Regions from separate parts of the Mus musculus genome. Here region 2 is linked to region 1. Evidence: chromatin loops called from intact Hi-C (ENCODE). Cell type or tissue: left cerebral cortex. All regions are shown on one strand. Links, peaks and the distances in the headings refer to the core of each region. The heading gives the core; the rest is flanking DNA. Region 1 holds the start of Zbtb9 (zinc finger and BTB domain containing 9). Region 2 holds the start of Bak1 (BCL2-antagonist/killer 1).

Region 1 (10,944 bases), core at 1,161-9,160:
AATTGCTGCTCCTTCTGCATCACCACGCTCAGCTCAGCCCAACAATCTCAATCTATACTTGCAGTTTTGTTTCTATTCTTCTTATTTTTGGCTTTTCGAGACAGAGTTTCTCTGTGTAGCCTTGACTGTCCTGGAACTTGCTCTTTAGCTACACTAGTCTTGAACTCAGAGATCTACCTGCCTCTGCCTCCAGAGTGCTGGGATTAAAGCCACGTGTCAACAATGCCTAGGTTATCTTTATTAAATTTTCATTTATGTGTATGAGTGTTCCTTCTGCTTGTATATCTGTGCACCATGTGCATGCCTGGTGCCATAGGAGGCCAGAAGAGGAAGTTGGGTCCCTTGGGGCAAGAGTTATAGGCAGTTGTGGGCCATCATGTGGGTGCTGGGCATTGAACCTGAGTCGTCTGTAAGAGCAGAAGTGTTAACTGTCACCTTTCCAGTCCCAATTTAATGTTTCCACACAACTAACAGGTAAGATTGCTGAGGGGCTCAGCAAAGATGTGTCCAGAACAAAAAGACATTATCAGGTAATGATTAAACACAGCATCTGTCTCACAAGATAACCAAGTATTATAAAGATTAAAGAGTGTCAGGCACACCTTTAATCCCACCACGCAGGAGGCAGAGACAGGAGGATCTCTGTAGGTTCCTGACCAGCTTGGTCTACAAATCAAATTCCAGGACAGCCAGAGACTCTCAAAACAAAACATTAACCCTGCCTTAAAATTTACAGGCCAAATGGAGGTAGCTGGGCAGGCTCAACCTTTCTTCAATACTCAAGTATATGCTACATATACTGAGGTGTTTTGCTGTGCTAAATTGAGACCACATGTAGACCCAGTGATACCATGTGGCTTTGTTCCCCAAGTTATCCCTGACTGATGAATAAAGATGCTGACAGTCAACAGCTGGGCAGAACAGACATGGGTGGGGTCTATAGTTCCTGGGCTTGGAGTCAGGAGAACGATGAAGTGAGAGAAGAAGGTGATATAGAGGAGAAACTGCCATGGGGGTAAGAATCTTAAAATAACGGCCATGTGGGTTGGCTAACTGGAATTAAGAGCAGCAGAGACGAAACATGGCAGATTATATGAGATTACTGGCTGGGAAATAGACATAAGAACATAGAGGAGATCTGCCTAGCTCTTGTGCTGGCTGATTAAGGCTTATTATAAAGGTTGCGTGTGTGTTTTATCTGGGAACTAAATGGTTAAAGAAAAGGTAGAAACCCTAGTTTTGGGTTAAAAATTTCTACAACATTGAGGTTCTAAGGTATCCCAGATGGGTCACAGGTGGAAAACTGTCTTCAGTGGGTCTCTGCTGAACTATACTCACGCTTCCCTCTTCTACTCGGGACTTAATTTCCTTCAAGACTGCAGTCACACTGAGGCATAAGATGCTCTGGCTGAGGACAGGGATGAACCTGAAGGCTTATTGAGATTTACTTATTTTGTGGACCTTTTGTACTTGCTAGGCAAGCATCTACCACTAACTCACATCCTCAACCCATGCCTAAAGTGGAAAGTTCTGGTTTCTTTGGCGGCTCAGTTGTGTCATGTGATGTTTTTCTGGAAACTGTCTTATGTGGAAGGGTTTTGCCGAGGACATGTGGTGTTTTTCTGGAAGCTGACTGGGAAAAGGGCATGTGTTTTGCTAGAGCAGATACTTAAGAGGACACATGTCACTCGGGAGGCAGAGGCAGGCGGATTTCTGAGTTTGAGGCCAGCCTGGTCTACAAAGTGAGTTCCAGGACAGGCAGGGCTACACAGAGAAACCCATGTTTGGAAAGGGTAGAAATAACCCAACAGGCCACAGATGACTGTGTGGCATTGGCTCACCTTGCCACTCTTTGCTGGTCTTTATTGGGCTTTGCTGATGCTGGTCTTCACTGACCATGTTGAGGCATTGGTTAGCCTTGCCTTCTTTGCTGACCATTGTTTGTTATGAGTTTGTAGAAACACACCAAAGAACTTCTGGTAATTCTTGCCGCATTCCATGGACTCAGGGTGATTGGCAGAGCCTCATGGTTTCTTCTGGATCAAACTGTCATTGTTGATTCATGAATGGTGTTTGTGAGTGGATCGAGCTCCTGCTGCTGCTGCTGCTCCCTATGAACTGAACTGGCAATATCCTGATAATGAAGAATGGAATTGCCCAAAAGAACGATTGATTTCTTTTGCTTTCGGGTTTTTTTTTTTTTTTTTTTTTTTTTTTGGTTTTCAAGACAGGGTTTCTCTGTGTAGCCCTGGCTGTCCTGGAACTCACTCTGTAGACCAGGCTGGTCTAGAACTCAGAAATCCGCCTGCCTCTGCCTCCCAAGTGCTGGGATTAGAGGTGTGCGCCACCACCGCCTGGCAAGAACTATTTCTAAACAGGCCCACGTCCCTCCTTTGCCCTGTTAACCTTTCCTCTCCCTCTAGTGGTGGTGGGCTAGAAGGGAGGTTAAAGTGTGTAAGAAACCTTATTAAAGTAAGTTTTGAAAAATCTAAGCCTGAGAAACTTATTTTCAGTCCAGTGCCACAAGATCAAGACTCAGCTGGGTTTGTAGCTCACTTGTGAGATTCGTAATTCCAAACGTGAGGTTTTGGATTCAATCTCCAGCACCAAACCAATCAAACCAATCAAACAAAACAAAACAAAAAACCCAAGACACTAGGTGATGATGACCCACACCTTTTAATTCTAGCACTTGGGAGGCAGAGGCAGGTGGAGCTCTGAGCTCAAGGTCAGCCTAGTGTACAGAGTTCCAGGACAGCCAGGGGGATACAGAGAAACCCTGTATTGGAAAACCAAAATAAATAAATAGATTTATTAAAATCTGTTCTGTTTGTGTTTTCTAATGGTGACTGAGCTTGTAGCCCTGGACATGTAATGAAAAATCAAACACACAATCTGTACTTCTTGGATAATCATTAAATCTGTCTGTGTTCTGTGAAACCTATATAAATAAAGAGGCACCTGATTGCTAGTCAGTCAAGAGCTGTGAACCACATGGACCACCCATGCCTGACTCCCTCCCTCCTCTCCCCCACTCCTCTCCTGTGCAGGCTGCCCTGCTGCCCCCAGCAGGTTCTCTCCTTCCACCATGTGGGTTCTGGGGAGCAAACTCAAGATGTCAGGCTTGTCAGTAGGTGCCCGTGGAACCCTCTGTTCAGCCCAAAACCTGGGTTTTTTTCCGTGAGTGCTAGGATCTGAACTCAGGTCTTCATGTTTGAGCACTGAGTACTCTTACTCACTGAGACATTGTTCCAATGAGGGAAAACCAGGGGCTCGCACACTGCTCTGTTCTAAGTATTTATAGAATAAATCAAAGTGCCATCTAACATTATGCATACTGCCAGAAATTAGGAAATAATTTAAGCTAATATTATGTGACCCAAAGCCTTTCAAAAAGTGGACATAAACCTGACATGTCAATATGTGCTTGTAATCCTAGTATTACACAGGCTGAGGAAGGAGGATCCTGAGTTTGTGGCCAGTCTGGGCTATATAGTAAGACGAGATCTCGACAAACCAAGACAGAGAACCAAGCAGTAGCAGCAGGTCAGACTCTGAGACATAAAGTAACTCACCTGAGGGTCCTCAGCAGCAGCAGGGCCTGCCCGAGTCCAGGATAGCACTCTCCATGTCAAGTCTCTGATACCAGCTCACTCTTCTCCCATTGATGTAACTGGCTGGGAAAGGAACACACTCATCTCCTGCAGCTCAGCTCTCCTGCAGCTCAGCTCTGCATCTCCACAGCACTCACTCAAGCCAGTCTACTGTCAGTTTAGATTTCAGGGCAGAGTTTATTAACAACCTTAAATTTCCCTTCACCTCCATTCTACTATCTACCCCTCTACCTCTACCAAGTGTGGGTGAAGAAAGCAGTACGGTCCCATTGTAGCTCCTCTGCAGACTTCACCACGTGTGGTTTCAACCCTGAGTTCCTCTAAGCAGGGCGATCTGCTCAGAGAGCAAATGCCACCCTGAGAGCTTTGTAGGTCACCTGCCATCTCCTGAGTTCGTGGGTCATATCTGTCATTGTGATCATAAGCAAGTTATCAGTGGTAGTGAAAGGCGGACAAGGTGAAGGCTGCTGAGGGAATACACTCTACTATGGACTTTCAGAATAGAATATGAAATGCTCAGTTTGCTAAAGTGCTCAAGTACTATTTTTACCCCTAAAGATAGGGTCTCACCATGTGTAGCCCTGGCTGGCCTTGAACTTAGAAGAGATCCACCTGCCTCTGCCTCCTCTGTGTTGTAATTAAATGTGTGCACCACACTTGTTGCATGTTCAAATACATTTTTCTTAAATGTATGAATGCTCTGTCTGCATGTATGCCTGCATGCCAGAAGAGGGCATCAGATCCATTTTAGATGGTTGTGAGCCACCATGTGGTTGCTGGGAATTGAACTCAGGACTTCTAGAAGAGCAGAGTGCTTTTAATAACTGAGCCATCTCTCCAGCCCCACTCAAGTATTTTTAAAAGGATATTTGGGAAAGGTGTATACTGGTGAGAACCTAAAAAGCATCTGGAAAATGACAGAAAGTACAGAAACAGAATACTGCTAACAGGGAGGGAGAAGCCGCTCAGACCTTAGTCTGGCAATTACTTGAGCTCTGAATCAAATGCATTCCTAGTTGGAGACCAGCTCCCTCTCCCCCCCATGAAGATGAAGTTAAGAGTTACTGGGTGACTATGCCCCAACTCCTCTCTCATTAATCTGAGCTCAGCAGTTCCTTCACTGGCTATCAATACAAAAAGGGCCATTTAGGTTAAGTGACCAGAAGCATGATTTTCTAAAGTCTGTCTAAACCTGGACTACCAGGGTGAGACCCATACCCAAGAGTAAGGGGTTCATGACAATATATATAATCTCTTGGAATGATTATACAATCCAGGACTGAGGTGGTGAAGGTAAGAGTCCAGCAGCAGCAGGGGCTATCTTGTCCTAGAAATCACTAGAGAGCACCAGTAGTCATTTGTAAGTCCAGTGGTAAGTGGGCCAGCCCTGGCCCTTGCATAAGTCCCGGTGGCGAAGGAAGAAGGCCTGGACACGGAATCGACGGCCACAATGGGGACACGCATGCAGAGCTCTCGCATGGGTCTTCATGTGCTCTGTTAGATGATGCTTCAACTTGAAACGTTTATTACAGATGCCACATCCAAAAGGGCGAAGGCTGAACGTCAACATGATGTGTCGGTCTCGTTTCGGCTTTACTGCAAACCGTTTTCCACACAAGCAAGCAAAGCACTTCCCATCTGCAGGGGGTGTCCCTCCTAGCTTCACAGGCCCATGCATAGCCTGCCCTGTTCCTCCAGGTCCTCCATCCCCTGACAGGATTTCATTCCCATGAAGATCCACTGGTTTCCACGATGGATCTCCTGCCCCAGACGATTCCCCTCCTCCTGAGGACAGCAAGTATCTCAGCTCCTCCTTCTCCTCAGAGTCCTCTCCAGATAGTACTTTGGTCTTTTCCTTTGTGCCTCTTGCTATCTCCTCCTTACACTCAACGTTTTCCTGATTCACATATAAGATTTGGGAAGCTTGTACAGGAGGGGCAGGAGGATCTACTGTTGAGCTCTCATCCTCTGAAGGCTTGCTGGGAAGAGCAGGTGTAGGCAATGGGTGGGATCCACAAGCTTGGGAAACCCCTCCCGACACTCTCTCCGGCTGAGGAGTCTGAAAGAGTGGAGCTGCTGACCCCTGCTCCTCTTCCTCCTCTACTTTCACCTGAATCTGTAACATTCCTTCTAGTTCACTCCCCTCCCCTCCAGCGGGGCTCTCAGGGAGAACAGAATTCTCTGTAGAAGCAGAGGAGCGTACTGGGTTCTGGAAAGGGGAAGAGCGAATGCACCAGCCTCCTGAAGATGTTGTGGAAATAAGTGTGAGGCTGGAGGCTCTTCCACCGGCTGAAATCCCACCAGACGTTTCTAGTTCTCGAAGAATCTCTGAGCACCGATCTACCACTTGCCACATCTGAAGGCCGCTGGCTACAAGGAGATGGGCAGGGAGGGCATCCAGCGGCAGGTGGAGGCTTCCTGAATAAATGAGCTGAAGCAGTCCCTCGAACGCATCGGCCTCGATGACATTCGGTAAAGTCAGTCGGGGCGCATCCCCCAAAAGCAGCTTGTCATGGAAGTAAGGAGAGGCAGCAGCCAACACTGCTTTGTGAGCCCTAAGTTCCCTGCCCTGAACCAGGAGGGACACATCACAGAACTTTCCCTCCAGCCTGTGGCGGTTCAGGGATTCCAGCAGCGAAGAGCTATGATGAGGGAACTCAATGTGGATTGTCTGTGGGGCTGGGTTGCATCTCGGAGATGAGGATGCGGGAGGCAAAGGAGTCGAAGCATCCATGGCTACCTCGGGAAGAGAAATAAATCCCGGGGAGTCGGGCAGTGCAGGGTTCTATACGGGGTGAAGGCTGCGGAGGAAAGAGACTGGGGTCACACAAGTTCGGGGTATGAGACCTGTCTCAAGCCGCTCGCCACCGACCCTTGAAAACTCTTCGGTGACAAGCTTCTGTATATTAGTTCCGCCCACCAGGAAACCCAACAAAACACCAGGGTTTACACCTCCAGGCCCAGCGGAAGCTAAGGAGGGAAGGGATGGCGCCCCACCTCGCCGGCTCCGGTCGCCCTCCGCCACCGCTCGCCCCTCCTCACCGTGCTCGCTCCGGCCGGCTCAGTGAGCTCCGGCCCCGCGACGTCCCACCGACACGCCCCCACCGCACGCGCGACCGCGTCGGAGCACCTCAACCGCCAGTGCGCCTGGCCGGCCGGAAGCTACCGCAGTTCCGCCGGACGCCAATGCGGCCAGGCACGGAGGGCGGGACCAGTTCTGCAGCCAATGGGAGAGCGGCAGCCTACAAGCCGTCTCCTCATTGGCTGTGCGGACGGAGGGCCGGGGCTTGGGGAGGGCGGCGGAAGTGGAAGGCGGTTCCCTCAGTTCTGGAGTAGCAGTGAGGGGAGCCACGGGCTCCGCAGTAAGGCTTGCTTCCCTCGTCCCGCCGCGCGAGGTAGGTGCTGCTGCCCTCCGCGTGCACGCGGGACAACCGGGTCTGAAGTCTGGAGCGCACGCTTGCTGAGGACCTGGGTCCTTTCCTCCATTTCGCAGAGGAGCGTCCTCACAATTAAGCCCTAAGTCAAGAGGGTCTTGCACAGACCCTGCACTTGGAGTCTTTGGGGCGCTAAAGCGAGTCCAGTGCTGCGGCGGAGAGAGAGCGGGAGTGTGAGTTTCACCAGGAAGACCCTGCGGTATATATTGTTCTCCTGACTGGGTGGTATAGTGTGTAATGTAAGAGGACTGTTCTTTCCAAAAGTAGTCCCTGTCACCCTTCAGGTCGTTCTGGAGACCCCGGGCTAAAAAGTCGGCCCAACGCCGGGGGAGGCAGCACTTAGTCCCAGCACTTTGGAGGCAGGGGCAGGCAGATCTCTTGAGTTCAATCAAGGCCACCCTGGTCTACAGAGTTCCAGGCCAGCCAGAGCCACACAAGGAGACTCTCTGTCTTGAAAATCCAAAAATAAATAAAAGTCAGCCCAGTGATAAAAGAACAATCTCCGTTTATTAAACATGATTTTTCTGTTTCACCACACACTCCAGAAAAGAAAAGAAAAAAAAAAAAAGGAAATGGGCCTGGGAGTGGGAGAAAAGGGGGGGCAGTGGTGGGGGACCAAGAGTCTGGGAGCAGGGGCAGGAAGGAGAACGAGTAAACAAACAGCAAAAAAAAAAAAAAAAAAAAAGAGTAAGAAGATCTTCTCCCTACTCTTAAGGTGGTGGGTGGGGAGGGAAGTGAGGGGTGGGGCTAGGGAGCCAGGAAGCTCTGTACAGAGGGGTCGCCTCCCAGCCCCCCTCCCCAATTATGTACAGTACAAACCCCAGATAATTACAACAGCCAAAGAGGAGGGAGGAGGTTCAAGGGTAAGGCCTGATGGGGAAAGCAGAGGAAAGGGCATGGGATAAAATTTCACATATTTACAACTTTTATATAAGTATAAATTTGGCCCCGGCTGGGTGGGTGTATGTAGAGGGTTAGACCGAAGGAGAGCTGTCCATACAAAAGAAAGATCGAGTCTGGAGTCTGGGAAGAATTCTCAATACCAAACGCAAGGAGTGAAGAGACAAGGCTGGGTAGGGGGCAGCAGTCAGAGAAGAGGGGGTACCCGGGAGGGGTTTCTCCCCTTCCATGGCCTACCCACCCCAAACCCCATCCATCCTACCTCCCCTATACCGCCAGAGAGCTATGTACAGAAAAACACCGAAAAAGCATGGAGCTGGCGGGAGGGAGGGAGACTGGGTGAGGGTGAGGGTGAGAGGGAAGCCCAGCCCTGTCCTACCTCCCCCAGGGGACAGAGTCATGTAAGGGGGCCCCCAAACACCCATCCTCCAACACAGGTCCCCCCATCCTGGGGGAGAGAGACATGGCTTTTCCTAGAGTAAGTTCCCCCCTCCCCATGGGAGTAGAGACAAGAGAGGGAAGGGGTAGAGGGCTGGCTGCATGTCAGGGTAGGGCAGATCAGCTAGTCTGTCCCTCCACAACCCAACACACATGGCCTCCTATACCCTAACCCCCTCATCCAAACCTCAATTCCACCCCACCCAACACACTGGGGGAGGGGGGGGCATAAGCCCCCTCACCCCGCTCTGGGACCAGCCAAGAGCAGATCAGGTGTGGGAAGAAGGGGAGGCAACTCCCATTCCCCCCTTGCCGCCCCCTCCCTGCCCCGGTGGCCCCCTCCACCCCATCTGGGTTCTGGGTGGGGAGAGTTAATGTAAGAGTGGAAAGAGGAGAAGGAGTTTGTGCGTGCTGAGCCCCCCCAGACGCTCCTGAGAAATCAAGGGGTAATAGGGCCCCCTCACCCGGGGTCCCCTCCCCATAACAAGGGGGGGCAGGGGAGGCCAAAATGGGGTGGTAGAGGGGAGTTATAGATTGTCAGCTCTGGTTACTGCTAAAAAATCACCCTGAAGTTGAAAGTTTGGAGGTGCCACACCCCCAGTGTGGGGGTGAGGGTCTGTCCCCCCAGTGCTCAGGGGAACTATGAGGCAGAGGACAGGGATAGCACCCCAGAGTGAAGGGGTCTGTGTGGGGTAGGTGGTGTACTGGGGTGAAAGAGGGCAGCTGAGGGTCCCACTCTCCCTCCTAGAATGGAGTAGTGGGGTCGGCAGATGGGTGCCCCAAGGAGGCATTAAGGGAGACAATCCCGCTGTCCCTTGGCGACGTCCAGTCCTGGTGGTTGGTGATGTTCCAGGGTGGGGTGCACAAGGAAGGAGGTCTGTGACGCTGGGTGGGCTGGGGTAGGGTGCACAGGGAAGGAGGTCTGTGATGCTGGGTGGGCTAGTGGTCTGCGGTGTTCCGGAACTCGCCGTTCTCTGTGATCTGCAGCCGGGGTGGGGGGGGTGGGGCTGGGGGGGCCAGGCCGTTCCAAGGTGGGGCCAGCGTCACACGCGGGTTTGTTGGACCCAAGGGGGGAAGCTGCCTCTCCTGCAAGACACCAAAGAGGAGAGCGCGGACTTATTGAGACGCTTCGCGGGGCCAGGATGTGGCCCCAAGCTGTGCTCACCCAAACCCAGCCCAGCCACAGCCATGTCCACCCTTCTCCTGTTTGTTTCTCACCTCCAGGAAACCTCACCCCAACTCCTACCAGGAGCCTTTGAACCAGACTTACACCAGAAAACCAGCTCAAAACCTGCTAGCTCTCACCTTCCCTCCAATATAATGCCCACTTCAGGAACTGTTACCCCCCCCTCAGCCCCACTTCCATGGAGCCCCCTCCCAGCACCCTCCACCCCAGGCAGGAACTTCCCAGAACGCACTGAGGAAACAGAGGAGGCAGTACAGTAAAACCTCATTAGTGCAAACCCCTACAGATCTGGAAGTTTGTTAATAATTTGAACAAAACCAGGACTTGAGTTTTCCTTTATCTGTGAAAAAAAAAGACTGTACTAAACAAATTGGTGGAAAACATGTCTGTAGGAGGGGACTTAACCTATGCCAGCAAACAGACTTCATTCTGTATGTGTGCTCCCTGAGGGCCTGTGTGGCAGGAAGCCTTGTGCACAGAGTTCTACTTACTGTGTTTGAAAGACAGGCATTTCCCTAAATAGACGTTGTCATTCAGTTTTGTCAGCTATCAGAGTGGACCTTTCAAATATAACATCCCAAACTAGGTTTGACTGTAGTGGAAACAGGAAGGGATTTGGGAGGTGATGTGGAGCGACATCTTGTAGGAAGACTCCCAATATTAGAGCAGTGGCCCTTGCCTTCCTAATGCTGCAGCCCTTTAATAGAGTTCCTCATGTGGTCACCCCAACCATCCAATTATTTTGTCGCTGCTTCAGTACTGTACTTTTGCTACCATTATGAATCATAATGTACATATCGGATGTGGGAACTCCTGTAAAGGGCTTGTTAGACCCCAAAGGGCGCATGACCCACAGGTTGAGAACCACTGGTTTAAAGCCATTCACTGTGCCCAGAGTGAATTCCCAGACTGGCTGTCCCTTCCTCCCAACCCTCCATCCTTCTTCTGCCTTGGTTCCCCTCCCCAGGTTTCCAGCTTGAGTAGCAGACCCTAGAGGCCACTCTTGGGCCTATTTTCAGAAGCTTCTATGGCTCTTTTACCCACTTCATGGCTCCTCCTCTCAACGCAGCCTTCTGTGTCTGTGCTGGAAGAGGGGGCCGTGTGGCCCCACAATGTTGGACACGTACTTGGCCTTTAAAATCCAACTTAAAATGAATTCTATTAGGTTTAAGTAGCAGCTGGGCTGCAGTGAGATCAAAGCCTACAAATAGTTTGGAACAAATAACCAAATTACTGTCTAAGCTACAAGACATTTAGGTAGGGCAGCATGTAGTTATATCTGACCCTATCTCCAAAGGACACACAAAAAAAATGCAGCCTCCCGAGATCAGCTTCCCCCACCTCCGTATCAGAATCAAAGACTCACCTGTTG
Region 2 (10,944 bases), core at 1,593-9,592, 53 kb before region 1:
GGCTACACAGAGAAACCCTGTCTCAGGGGAGGGGTGGGGGGGGGAGCAACAGCAGAGACCTCTCCACCTCTCCAGGCCTAAGGAGCCTGCTATTGTCTGGTGCTAAGCAAAAGACAGCCTTGAAGGACACCTTCTCTTCAAGCAGCCAGAAGCCTTGGTTCTCTGCTTGGAGCTGGGTGGGGCCGGGGTGAGGGGTCCCAGACAGTTGAGATCAACAGTCCAGCCGGTCTAAAGCCAGTCATCGTGTGTGTTCTGCTGCCACCTGGTGGTCAATGCTTGCATTTCTTCCCTAAGCCACGGGTCAAAGCCGGGCTTCCAGTGGGTCGATACACCACTTACCCACTGTATCTGTAGACCTAAACTTCTTTTGCAGCGGCGACTGGTAGGTGGAGGCACGCGGGGCACACCACTTGGGACAGCTCTCGTCGCTAGAGGCGCGAGGGGCACACCACTTGGGACAGCTCTCATCCACCGCTTCTTCTCTCTCCCCTTTCTCCTCGTGGGGCAAGCCATCCTTGAGAGCCAACTGAGGCGCAGCTGGTCTCTGAGCCTGTGCGGGGGTGGGGGGTGGGGTGGTCAGGACTCTTGGTCTGTGTCCCCTCCTCCCAAAACCAGAAAGAAAGGAAGACAGGAGGGGACCTGACCCCACTGACCTTGGCCATGGCTGACTTCTGGAGCTGCTTGTACAAGCCAAGGAGATAGTTCCACGGGGTGGACCCCACCTTGCAAGAGGACGGCTTGAGGTCTCCTGTGAAGGTAGTGACATCTGAGGTTGACAGAAAGTTGATGGGCGGCCGGTCTCGGAGGGAGGGGGAGGGGAGAGGCACATAGCTCAGCACGGGTATGTGAACAGGAGTTCTCACTCTCCACCACTCAAGTCCAGGGAAGCCAGCTCAGGTCTCAAGCTTGGCAGTAGTGTTCTTTACCTAAAGACCGATGGTGTGTCCCCTGGTCTCATTACTTTCTGTGATTTTGTTGTTGCTGTTCTGTGTTCTTGAGATACCTCACTGAAGGCTGGCCTTGAACTCCTGACCTTCCTCCTCTGCCCCCTGGGATCCCAGATGTGGGCTGCTATGCTTAGCTTTGTTATGGCCATTACTTTCTTTCTTTTAAAAGTAACTTCTTTTTTTTTTAAGATTTATTTATTTATTTATTTATTTATGTATTTATTTATTTATTATATGTAAGTACACTGTAGCTGTCTTCAGACACACCAGAAGAGGGCATCAGATCTCATTATGGGTGGTTGTGAGCCACCATGTGGTTGCTGGGATTTGAACTTCAGACCTTCGGAAGAGCACTCGGGTGCTCTTACCCACTGAGCCATCTCACCAGCCCCTAAAAGTAACTTCTGTTCTTCTGATGTAACTGTCCTCTCCAAGGCTTACTGCCTCCATTGGCTAACATAGGCTTAGTCCTCTGTACAGTCTAATCTAGGCCTAGGATGTTTTCAGCCTCTGAGACTTGCTCACCCTTTCTAGTCCTTTCTGAGCTCTGGCTGGCCAGTCAACTCAGCTGTTCTGGCTCAAACTCCTCTCCAAGATGACTGATCCAATCTGGCTTCTCTCTCAGCCTCTGACTTCTTTCTTCCTGGGCTCAAAATATGGCCATCTGTTCTAATCTTCCGGTTCCTTCTCATTCTCTGGTCTGTCTGTCTGTCTGTCTGTCTGTCTTCACTTCAGTCTGGCTTGTTCTCTCTTCAACCTGTCTCTGCACAACTCTCCCAGTTAAAAATGCCTCCTTCTCTCTCTCCACTGCCCCTCAAGTAGCTTCCCTTTCTTCTCTCTTCTCTGAGTTGGGCAGATCCCATTCTGTCAAATCTTTCTCTGATTCATCACTTTGTCTGCCACTCAATGAGACATCACTTTCAAACATGGCTGCTTCCTTCTACAAACTCACTTTACCTTCACTGTTTGGGAGTAAAGGCCTGTGCTGAGGATATGTCTGTATTGCACTCAGAGGGAGTAAAGGTATGTACTAAGGTGTTGTCTGTATCCCAGCCAGAGGGATTAAAGATGTGTGCTACAACTGAGTCACACCACAACCAGAACCAGGTTTTTTTAAAGCTCAGTAAATAAAACAATCTTGGGGTTCATGGTGTGATCAAATATCCTGCAGCACAGCACCTTGAAGAAGCTGGGCTAGGCTTGAACTCAGTTCTCTTGGGCCCCTTTAAGTGCTGGGATTAGAATGAGTCGCAGCACGGTGCCTACTGTGTACCAGGCCCTACTGTGTGCTCAGCCTTCATCTAGCCCTTGATACCTCACTGATCTTTAGATGCCTCAGAGGCCCTTGTTGCCCATGTCCATTTTATGGGTGAGGAGAGTAGGCAGAGATACCCAGCAATGCTCCTCTGTCACATGACACGGCGTGGAGCAAGTGGGGTTCCAACCTCAGATTCTGCCTCATGCCCTGCTGGGCTCCTGCCCCACCCCCACCCCCAGAAGTCTTAGAGGAGAGGCATCCATTTCTGCTCCCCTCCCCTCTGCCCCTCCCACCTGCATCCTTACCAAACTCAATTGGGCAGTGTTCATCCTCTTCCTCCTTGATGAAGGCCCCAGGGGTGAGCGCCAGTGGTCCCGGAACCCACTGTAAGCATCCTTGTTCTGTCTCCAGGGCCTGGCCAAAATGCTCCCTAAACCCAAAGCCACAGTCAGGTGGGGTCAGGGGACACCCACAAATGTGGCCTGACTCTACCTTGAGTCTCTCCACGGACCTGCTCTGTTCCCTGGGATAGCTAACAGAGGGGTTTCCCTACCACCTCTGGGGGACATAGGATGTGGGGAGCTAGGCACCTTCCAGACAGGGAACTGCTGCTAAGACCAGTGGGAGAGAAAGCCAGGCAGGAAAGTAGGGGTACAGGCTGGAGCAGAGCCTACTTCAGCGTACTTCTGTCCAGACTCTAGTGCACCCTTCCTAGCCTCTAGGATATTTTCTTTGGTTGTTCTTTGTTTTTTCAAGACAAGATACCCCTCGGTGTGGCCCTAGCTGTAGACCAGGCTGGCCTCAAATGCAGAGATCTGCCTGCCTCTGCCTCCTGAGTGCTGGGATGAAAGATGTGTGCCACCAATGTGTTTTGTTGTGCTGGGGACTAAACCCAGGCCTGGACCGTGCTAGGCAGGCGGTACTCCACTCTGAAGCCACACCTCAGTTCCCAGCCACTCCTCACACAGCCCTGTTTGCTGACCCTCCCTCCCTTGGGACCCTTAACTGTCCCTCATGGCTTTCACTATTCAGGACCCCTTACCCCAGCCCATTACAGCTGTGGGCTTCTAGTCATGGCCCTCATGCCTGCATCCTCCTTCTGTTCTAGCTAGATCAGGCTACCCCACCAGCCCTAGCACCAGCAGCACCAGCCCCTCACCTGTCTGAGGCCCCGGAGACCTCCCCTACTGGCTCCTCCTCCTCTCCTTTCTTCTCAGGTAGCTGCTCCAGAACCTCCCAGGTTCCTCTGAGAGGAACTGATGTTACCTCAACACCCTGGGCCCTTAGCTTCGGGACATCCTTGGAGGTGAGGGTCTGGGACCCTGAGTCCCCAGTGCCCAGCTCAAAGGCATCATGCCTCGGGTTGGAGGGAGCTGCAGAGAGAACCCTGGGCGGGGGCTCCCTCTTCCCATTAGAGGAAGCTGCAGAGTGGACCTTGGCCCGGGGCTCCTTCCTCCCACGACCTCCCTGGTGGCCCATCATTGGGGAGACAACATCTTGCTCCCATGAGGAGCTGGGCTGGCTCCTGGTCAGGGGCTTGTTAGTGCTCTTAGAACCGCCCTTACTCCCCACCAGGTTTCGGAGAAAGCGCAGCATGGAGGAGCAGCCTAAGATCCGTGACCGAGGGGTCCGCGCCGGGGCTGCCATCCTGAGTGGGACCCCGACTCAGGGAGAAGCCATGGCAGCCAGCCCAGGACCAACTGCTAGCAGAAACCTCCAGTTGGAAACTTCCAGAAGTTCTAGAAGGCAAAGAGGAGGTGGGGGTGGGGGGAGGCTATAACTGGAGGCTGGTGGGGGGGGGTCTACTGGAAGGAAAGCGGGTAGAGGGGTAGAGGGAGCTAGCCAGGGTCCAGCTCAGCAGGTCTCAGAGGAAGGCTGGAGATTGAGGGATGGTGAGACATAACACAACAGCACCCACAGGCTGTGGAAGCCTGGCTGAAGGCAGATAGGGCGGCCGGGGGGGGGGGGGAGGAGGGTGCACACGCTGAGAACAGGACATCATATGCTCCTGTCTATCCATAAACTCCTGTTTACTCTGGGTTTGAGATCAGTCCCTGCAGCTGCCAGGCTGCAGGGATCTAGGACAGCACAAATTCTGAGCTGCCCCTCCTCCTCCTCTTCTTCCTCCCCTTCCCCCTCCTCCTCCTCTCTTTTAGGGTGTTAGTAGCACAGGCTGGCCTCTATTTCATGATCCTCCTGCTTCAGCCTCTTGAACGCTGGGACTGCAGGTCAGCTCATCCTGGTTTTTGTTGTTGTCTGTGGTTTGCTTTTCACTAGAGGGAGAAGATGGAAGAGGAGGCCCGGGAATCAGAGACAGGAAAGGCAGAAAACAGAACGCTTTTCCCCTTGGCTGGGACAGGGCAGGCAGGGGAGGCTGTAGCTGCTTCCAAGCCCGGCCGAGGACCTTCCCCTAAGCAGCAGCCTCCCTGAGCGCCTGCATCCGGCGGCCACCGAGAACTTCCTCTAGAGGGAGCTGGTCATTGCCGGGAGCTGGGACCTCCTCTATGGTCACAAAGTCGCGAGGTTTCCTGGGCCAAGAGGCAACCCGAGGCGGCATCCAGCACCATGAATCCACTGATACCAGTTCCTGCCAGTCAGGCCTGAAACCTTGGCCCCTGGAAGCAGCCAGCAAGCCCTTCGGGGTCTTCGTCTTTGCACGGCTGAGCCATCCCACATCTGGAGCAGAGTCATTCAGGTACACGGGCAGCCAGTGCCAAATCCCACCGTCCTAATCCTGGGCAATTCTGGCCCAGGGTGGGGCAGAAACCTCCATCGGCAACCCGGTGAGGAGGGAGGCCTTGATGTGGCTTCCCTGGGAGGTTCTGAAAGGGAAGCTGCAGGCATGGTTCACACAGGGCCTCTGGCTATACATCAGAAGCGCCCCTTCCTGCCCGGTTCTGGTGGCCCTGGACTTTTATGTGGAAGGAGGGGAGGGTCAAGGTCATGAACAGAGACAGAAATTATACGGTTGATACTCCCTGCTGTACCAGGACACGGACAGTCCTCCCCCAGAATGATTCTAGGTACAGCCTAGTGGTCGGTTGTGAGGAACATGCATCCTGGGCCCAGCCAGTGGACATAATGGGAAGTCAAGGCGACTTGGATGGGGGCCAGGTGGGCCAGGGCAGCACTGGCTGTGGAGGGCTTTTCTGAGACTCTTCCTGCTCTCTAACAGTAAGCCTCCAGGGTGGTGTTATTATTACTATTATTATTTTGAGAGAGAGAGATGTGGATGAAGTCAGCGTCCCCTGGCCCTGCTGGCCTGGGATTACAAGGTACCAGGAAGAGCACCCTATCCCGGAAGGAGCCGTTGGGTAGACTATGCCCAGCAGAGGGTTGTCTTGATGAGGCCTGGCTCTCAGGGATGGCAAGAGGAGGGTCTGTCTGCTCACCCTGTCTCCATCAATGAAGAGGGAGGTGAAGGGGAGCCGGCCCTCCCCCACCCCTTTTCAAAGAGTGCTTCCTGCAGTGATGGAGGTGGCCCACATAGGGGTGGGAACTCTTGAAAGGGTGCAAACTGAAAGTGAAAGGTCTTGCCTCAGGAACTAACCGAACTCTGAGACAGGTCAAAGAGGAAAACGGGCTTGGGTGTGGCTATAACACCAGCCAGCCAATGGCTGAGTCAGGAGGATCAGGGATACAAGACTTTCCTCAGGCTGCCTAGAGGGAACCTGTCTGAAATGAACAAATAGACAGGTAGGTAGGTAGATAAATAAACCAATAACCAAAGAAGACAGCACCAAAGAGTATGGTGTGATTTGGCACACTGTGTGCTGTAGCAGTGAGGTACACTGGGGAGACTGTGAGAGACCCCAGCTCACTTCCAAGCAGTGGTTGGAAGGAGAGGTGCCCTGGGGACAAACTGTGAAATAAGCCCTGAGACTTTGTCTCAAAAATAAAAAATTCTGGGCCAGTGAGATAGCTCAGCAAATGAAGGGGCTTGCAGCCAAGTGTAACAACCCAGGTTCTATCTCTGGAACCCACATGGTGGAAGGAGAGAACCCATTCCCGAGAACTGACCAACTACCCCTAACCTTCACACACGTTCACACACACACACAAAACCAACCATATGAGGTCCTCTGGCCAGCAGAGCCAGGGGACGCTGACTCCACCCAGATCTCTCTCTCTCTTAATAATAATAATAGGAATATCAATAATAATACCACCCTGGAGGCTTACTGTTGGAGAGCAGGTAGAGTAGTACATATGTAGTGTGTGTGTGTTTAATATATATGTTAAAAACAAAACAATCATTCTGCCAGACAAATGTCTTTCTCTGGCCACGTGGCCCAGGTAACCATTTCTTTCTGCTCCTATTTTTCCAATCTGTAAAGCAGGCACAGGCACTGGCCATACCTGTGTTATGAGTATTTTCTTTTGTTCCTTCTTTCCTTTTTTTCTTTTTTTGAGACTATATCTCACTACCTAGCCTTGGCTGGCCTGGGACTCCATATGTAGACCAAACTGCCAGGATTCTCCCAAACACTAGAATCAAACCATGTCCCATCACACCCAGCACGAACGGGAATTTTCAACACACAACACACAGCAAAGTTCTCCTAAGTGGCCAGAGTCCATGGTAGAGTTTGCTGCCCAGAGGCCCTGTTGGAAAACATTCATGTCCCACCTGGGAGGTGCCAGGCTGAGGAAGGGACCGGCAGCCTCAGAAACCCCAGGAAGAAGGACAACACACACACACGCACACGCACACGCACACGCACACGCACACGCACACACACACACACACACACATACCAGTCTCTGAAAGCAGCTTCATGCTGTCCGGGAGTGACTGGAAAGAGCTGTGTCTATGTCGCAGCCTTCTCAAGACCTTGACCTCGCCTGGTCTCTGCCTAGCTGCCTCAATGGTCCTTGTGTTTCCCCTGAAGGGGTGCAACCAGGTGCTGAATTCAAATTGCTCCCAGGAGATACCACCAGGCCCTCAAGGTGGCAGAACTTTAGTCCCAGAGGATTGCAAGGTCTTCCTGTCAGTTGAGGAAGTGGGGTGCCCTGCTCTGTGGTAACCAGGGCAACACTCTGGGGTTAGTCTCCATTTTTCCTCCTTGAGACAGGGTCTCACTGTATAGCCTTGGCTATCCTCTCTGGAAGACCAGGTTGGCTTGCCTGCCTCTGCCTCTTAAGTACTGGGATTAAGGTCACACATCACTACCCGCGCCTCACCTCTGCTTTCTCTCACCTGTCTCTGCAGGTGACAAGTGACGGTGGTCTCCACCAAGACCTGAAAAATGGCATCTGGACAAGGACCAGGTCCCCCGAAGGTGGGCTGCGATGAGTCCCCGTCCCCTTCTGGTAAGAGCCTCCTGCCCCTCAGAACCTCATTAAGTACAAGACTTAGAAGTACACTGGACTGGTGTGCGCACATGCGCATGGTGTGTGTGCGCATGCATGCGCATGGTGTGTGTGCGCATGCATGCGCGTGTGTGTGTGTGTGTGTGTGTGTGTGTGTGTATGTGTCACAGGGGCAGGCAGAGGGAGGGAGGGAGGGAGGGAGGGAGGGTTAGAAGAACCCCGCCTGGCTGCCGCAGTGGAAGAAAGGAGGAAGTGACCTGGCTTCTTACAGTCAGGTCTGTGGACAGGGAATGGCATTATCATGAACTCTGGAGAGGAAGTGAAATGGCTGACCTTTCTCTTCTCTGAAGTGGTTGGGCGTGGAGATCAGGCTGGTCCCTGGACTTGGGGTTCACATCCCAGGTCTGTGTGAGCCGGGTGTGGTAGCTCATGTCTGCAATCCCAGGTCGGTCAGTCCTACAGAACGAATTCCAGGTCAGCCTGGGCTTGAGTGAGGCAGACTAAGACCCTGCCTCAGAACAAAACCACCAATCCCTACAGTGCTTGTGGGCGCACACCTTTATTCCCAACGCCAGGGAGGTGTGGGAGGAGGATCTCTATGAATTTGAGGCCAGCCTGGTCAAGGCTAGCCCATCAAGTTCCAGGCTGGCCAGGGCTACGTAGAAGAACCTTGTCTCAAAACAGTGAAAAACAAGCTATTCTCCTTTGACTTTTGAGGCAAAGACTCCCCAATTTCAACTTGGTTCCTCCCATTTCCTATACTCCAAGGCCTCGGGTCCACATCCCACCCAGACAGCTCAGGAGCCCTGCAGTGAGAATTCTGGTTTCTTACAAAATCCAGTTATAGCTGGGCAGTGGTGGCGCACGTCTTTAATCCCAGCACTGGGAGGCAGAGGCAGGCGGATTTCTGAGTTCAAGTCCAGCCTGGTCTACAGAGTGAGTTCCAGGACAGCCAGGGCTACATAGAGAAACCCTGTCTCAAAAAACCAAAAACAAACAAACAAACAAAAAACCCAAAAAGACAAAAAACAAAAACCCAGTTACGTGGGTCGGAGAGATGGCTCAGTGTTTAAGGGCACTGGCTGCTCTCAGAGGTCCTGAGTTCAGTTCCTAGCAACCACATGGTGGCTCACAACTCTCTGTAATGGGATCCAATGCCCTCTTCTATCGTGAAGGCATATGCGCAAACAGAGTACTCATATATATGAACATAAATCTTGAAATTCATTTTTTTAAAGTTATGTTATGTGAATATGTTTTCATTTGAATCCCAGGTGTAGGATAAGGGGCTGCTTCACTCCGTCCCTAGCTGCTAACTAGGATTGTCTTGTGCTCTGGGGAGATGTGATTTTTGCCAGCTGCAGATAGTTTAGTTCTGGGGACTCTGGAGAGGTTATAAATTCGAGAGTTCTGCAAGAGAGTCTGTGGCGGCGGCGGCAGCTGCCCCCCTTGTTACTGCATTTGCTACTGTTGGACTGCTGGATATTCAAACAAGGAAGATTGGACCTGCCCCAAGAAACCCACTGACCCTAATCAGTTTGAAGTAACCTATAGAAGGCTACATCCCTTTCCACCCTAATTCCTTTCAACCCTCCAACATTAGGTAGGAGAGAAAGAAAGTTAGACAAGAAAGGGGGCATAGACCTCTTTCAGTCAACAAAATACACTACTTCCTGCTGGTCAGGGTGGTTGGGTTCCTTGGGGAAAGGCCAATCTTTGTCGTCAGGATATCCAGCAGTCCAGGGGTAGCAAACGCAATGAACCAGCAGCAGCTGCCACAGGCCCTCTTGGGGCTCTCCAGAGTCCCCAAAATTCATCTATCTTCAGCTGGCACAAGTCATGCCCCACTAGAGCAGGAAACTTCATGGTCAGCTGCTGTGGACAGTCTGAAGAAGCCGCCCATCCCACGCCTGGATTAAAACACAAGCATCCATAGAGCCCAACTCGGGGGTTAAAGAAACCAGAACTCCCACCACAGAGCCCAGTTCTGGGCTGTCATTCTGCAACAGGCTCTTCCGAAGAGCAGAACCGAGAGCGGGCAGAGATGACAAGGGGACTTGTTTGATTAGGATCCTGGCCGGGCCCGAGCTGTCCAGCGAAGGCCATCTACATGCTGGGGTGGCCAAGAACCTGGCAGCTGCTTGGTCACAAGGCACAAACCCCAGAAGTCCCAGTCTGGTGTCAAAGCCCTGAAGGGTTCCTGGACAGCCCTGGGTCTCTGCACAGCAGAAGGCTGGGGCAGCTGGGTGCTGATAACAAGGAAAGCAGCAACAGCGAGATGCAGTACTTACCCACAGGCAGTGGGGTGGATGGGCATGGGGGAGGGCAGGCAGTGGGGGAGGGCAGGAAGTGAGTGTAGACAGGTATGTTTGGGGAGGGCAGGCAGTGACTGTGGACAGGCAGTAGGGCAGTGACTGTGGACAGGCAGTAGGGGAGGGCAAGCATTGGGGGAGGGCAGTAAGTGTGGGCAAGTGGGTGGGGGAGGGCAGGCAGTGAGGGAGGGGAGGCAGTGGGGGAGGGCAGGCAGCGGGGGAGGGCAGGCAGTGGGGGAGGGCAGGCAGCGGCACTGCAACTGGAAGGTGCGCTCACTGTGAGGAAGGCCCTCCCTTCTTCAGTCTTTCTGGCAAACACAGTAGGACCTGCCCAGAGGTGACTCTTACCAAGCTGACAACCAAGACAACAAACAATTCCTCCCAGTTGTCCAGGCCGCATGACCCCTGTATACATGGCTTAGCCCCCCACCCCCACCCCCGTGCCTCAGTTTCCCCATCTGTAGGCTGGAGCTCCCTCATGTGCCAGGACTAACTCTCATGCGGGCTGAATGCTCACATGGGGGTGAGAGTGGGGGTGGGGATGCGTCCAAGGAGGGTGCTTGGGACAGCTTGCCTTTGCTGACCCCCAGTTCTGATCTGCAGAACAGCAGGTTGCCCAGGACACAGAGGAGGTCTTTCGAAGCTACGTTTTTTACCTCCACCAGCAGGAACAGGAGACCCAGGGGGCGGCCGCCCCTGCCAACCCCGAGATGGACAACTTGCCCCTGGAACCCAACAGGTAAGCTCCAGCCTTGGGGTACAAGTCCTGGGAGCCCTATCAGACCTTCAGACAGGGCTAGGTGGAAAGTCTGCCCCCACCCCATGGAGGCGCCCCTCTGCCCTGAGCCCGGTTCCCAGTGCAGAATTCCAGCTCTCTGACTGATGCTCATCCCTACAGCATCTTGGGTCAGGTGGGTCGGCAGCTTGCTCTCATCGGAGATGATATTAACCGGCGCTACGACACAGAGTTCCAGAATTTACTAGAACAGCTTCAGCCCACAGCCGGGAATGCCTACGAACTCTTCACCAAGATCGCCTCCAGGTACCAGCCCATCCTCCACCCCGCAGACGCATGACGCAGACTCAGACGCTCCATAGGATGGGCTCCCCAGCT

What was found. Hi-C counts contacts between places; a loop is a spot of excess contacts. Peaks named below come from ENCODE experiments on the same cell type or tissue, not always from the same donor. Only the 100,000 strongest peaks of a DNase experiment are listed, where the experiment ranks them.
Region 2: a loop joins it to region 1, with 2.1 times the contacts of the local background. A loop is called at or near these places in 6 of 42 quality-filtered maps.

What each region holds. Positions count from the first base shown.
Region 1 is chr17:26,969,027-26,979,970 of GRCm38, reverse strand. Syngap1 (synaptic Ras GTPase activating protein 1 homolog (rat)) reads right to left here. Exons shown (of 19, transcript NM_001281491.2): 19 at 7,537-9,472. The coding sequence ends at 9,326. It overlaps Zbtb9 (zinc finger and BTB domain containing 9), which reads right to left and starts at 6,792. Exons shown (of 2, transcript NM_001005916.2): 1 at 6,657-6,792; 2 at 3,768-6,415. The coding sequence starts at 6,348. The coding sequence ends at 4,969. In left cerebral cortex, for the core only: CTCF peaks have their summits at 2,410 (motif pointing left) and 4,340 (motif pointing right); DNase peaks (open chromatin) are centred at 6,346 and 6,868; H3K4me3 peaks cover 1,974 bases; H3K27ac peaks cover 1,883 bases.
Region 2 is chr17:27,022,367-27,033,310 of GRCm38, reverse strand. Bak1 (BCL2-antagonist/killer 1) reads left to right here and starts at 4,684. Exons shown (of 6, transcript NM_007523.3): 1 at 4,684-4,900; 2 at 7,418-7,518; 3 at 10,434-10,569; 4 at 10,729-10,872. The coding sequence starts at 7,455. Ggnbp1 (gametogenetin binding protein 1) reads right to left here and starts at 4,052. Exons shown (of 6, transcript NM_027544.2): 1 at 3,365-4,052; 2 at 2,511-2,635; 3 at 654-748; 4 at 340-550. The coding sequence starts at 3,852. In left cerebral cortex, for the core only: CTCF peaks have their summits at 4,669 (motif pointing right) and 5,386; DNase peaks (open chromatin) are centred at 4,672 and 5,238; H3K4me3 peaks cover 1,643 bases; H3K27ac peaks cover 1,985 bases.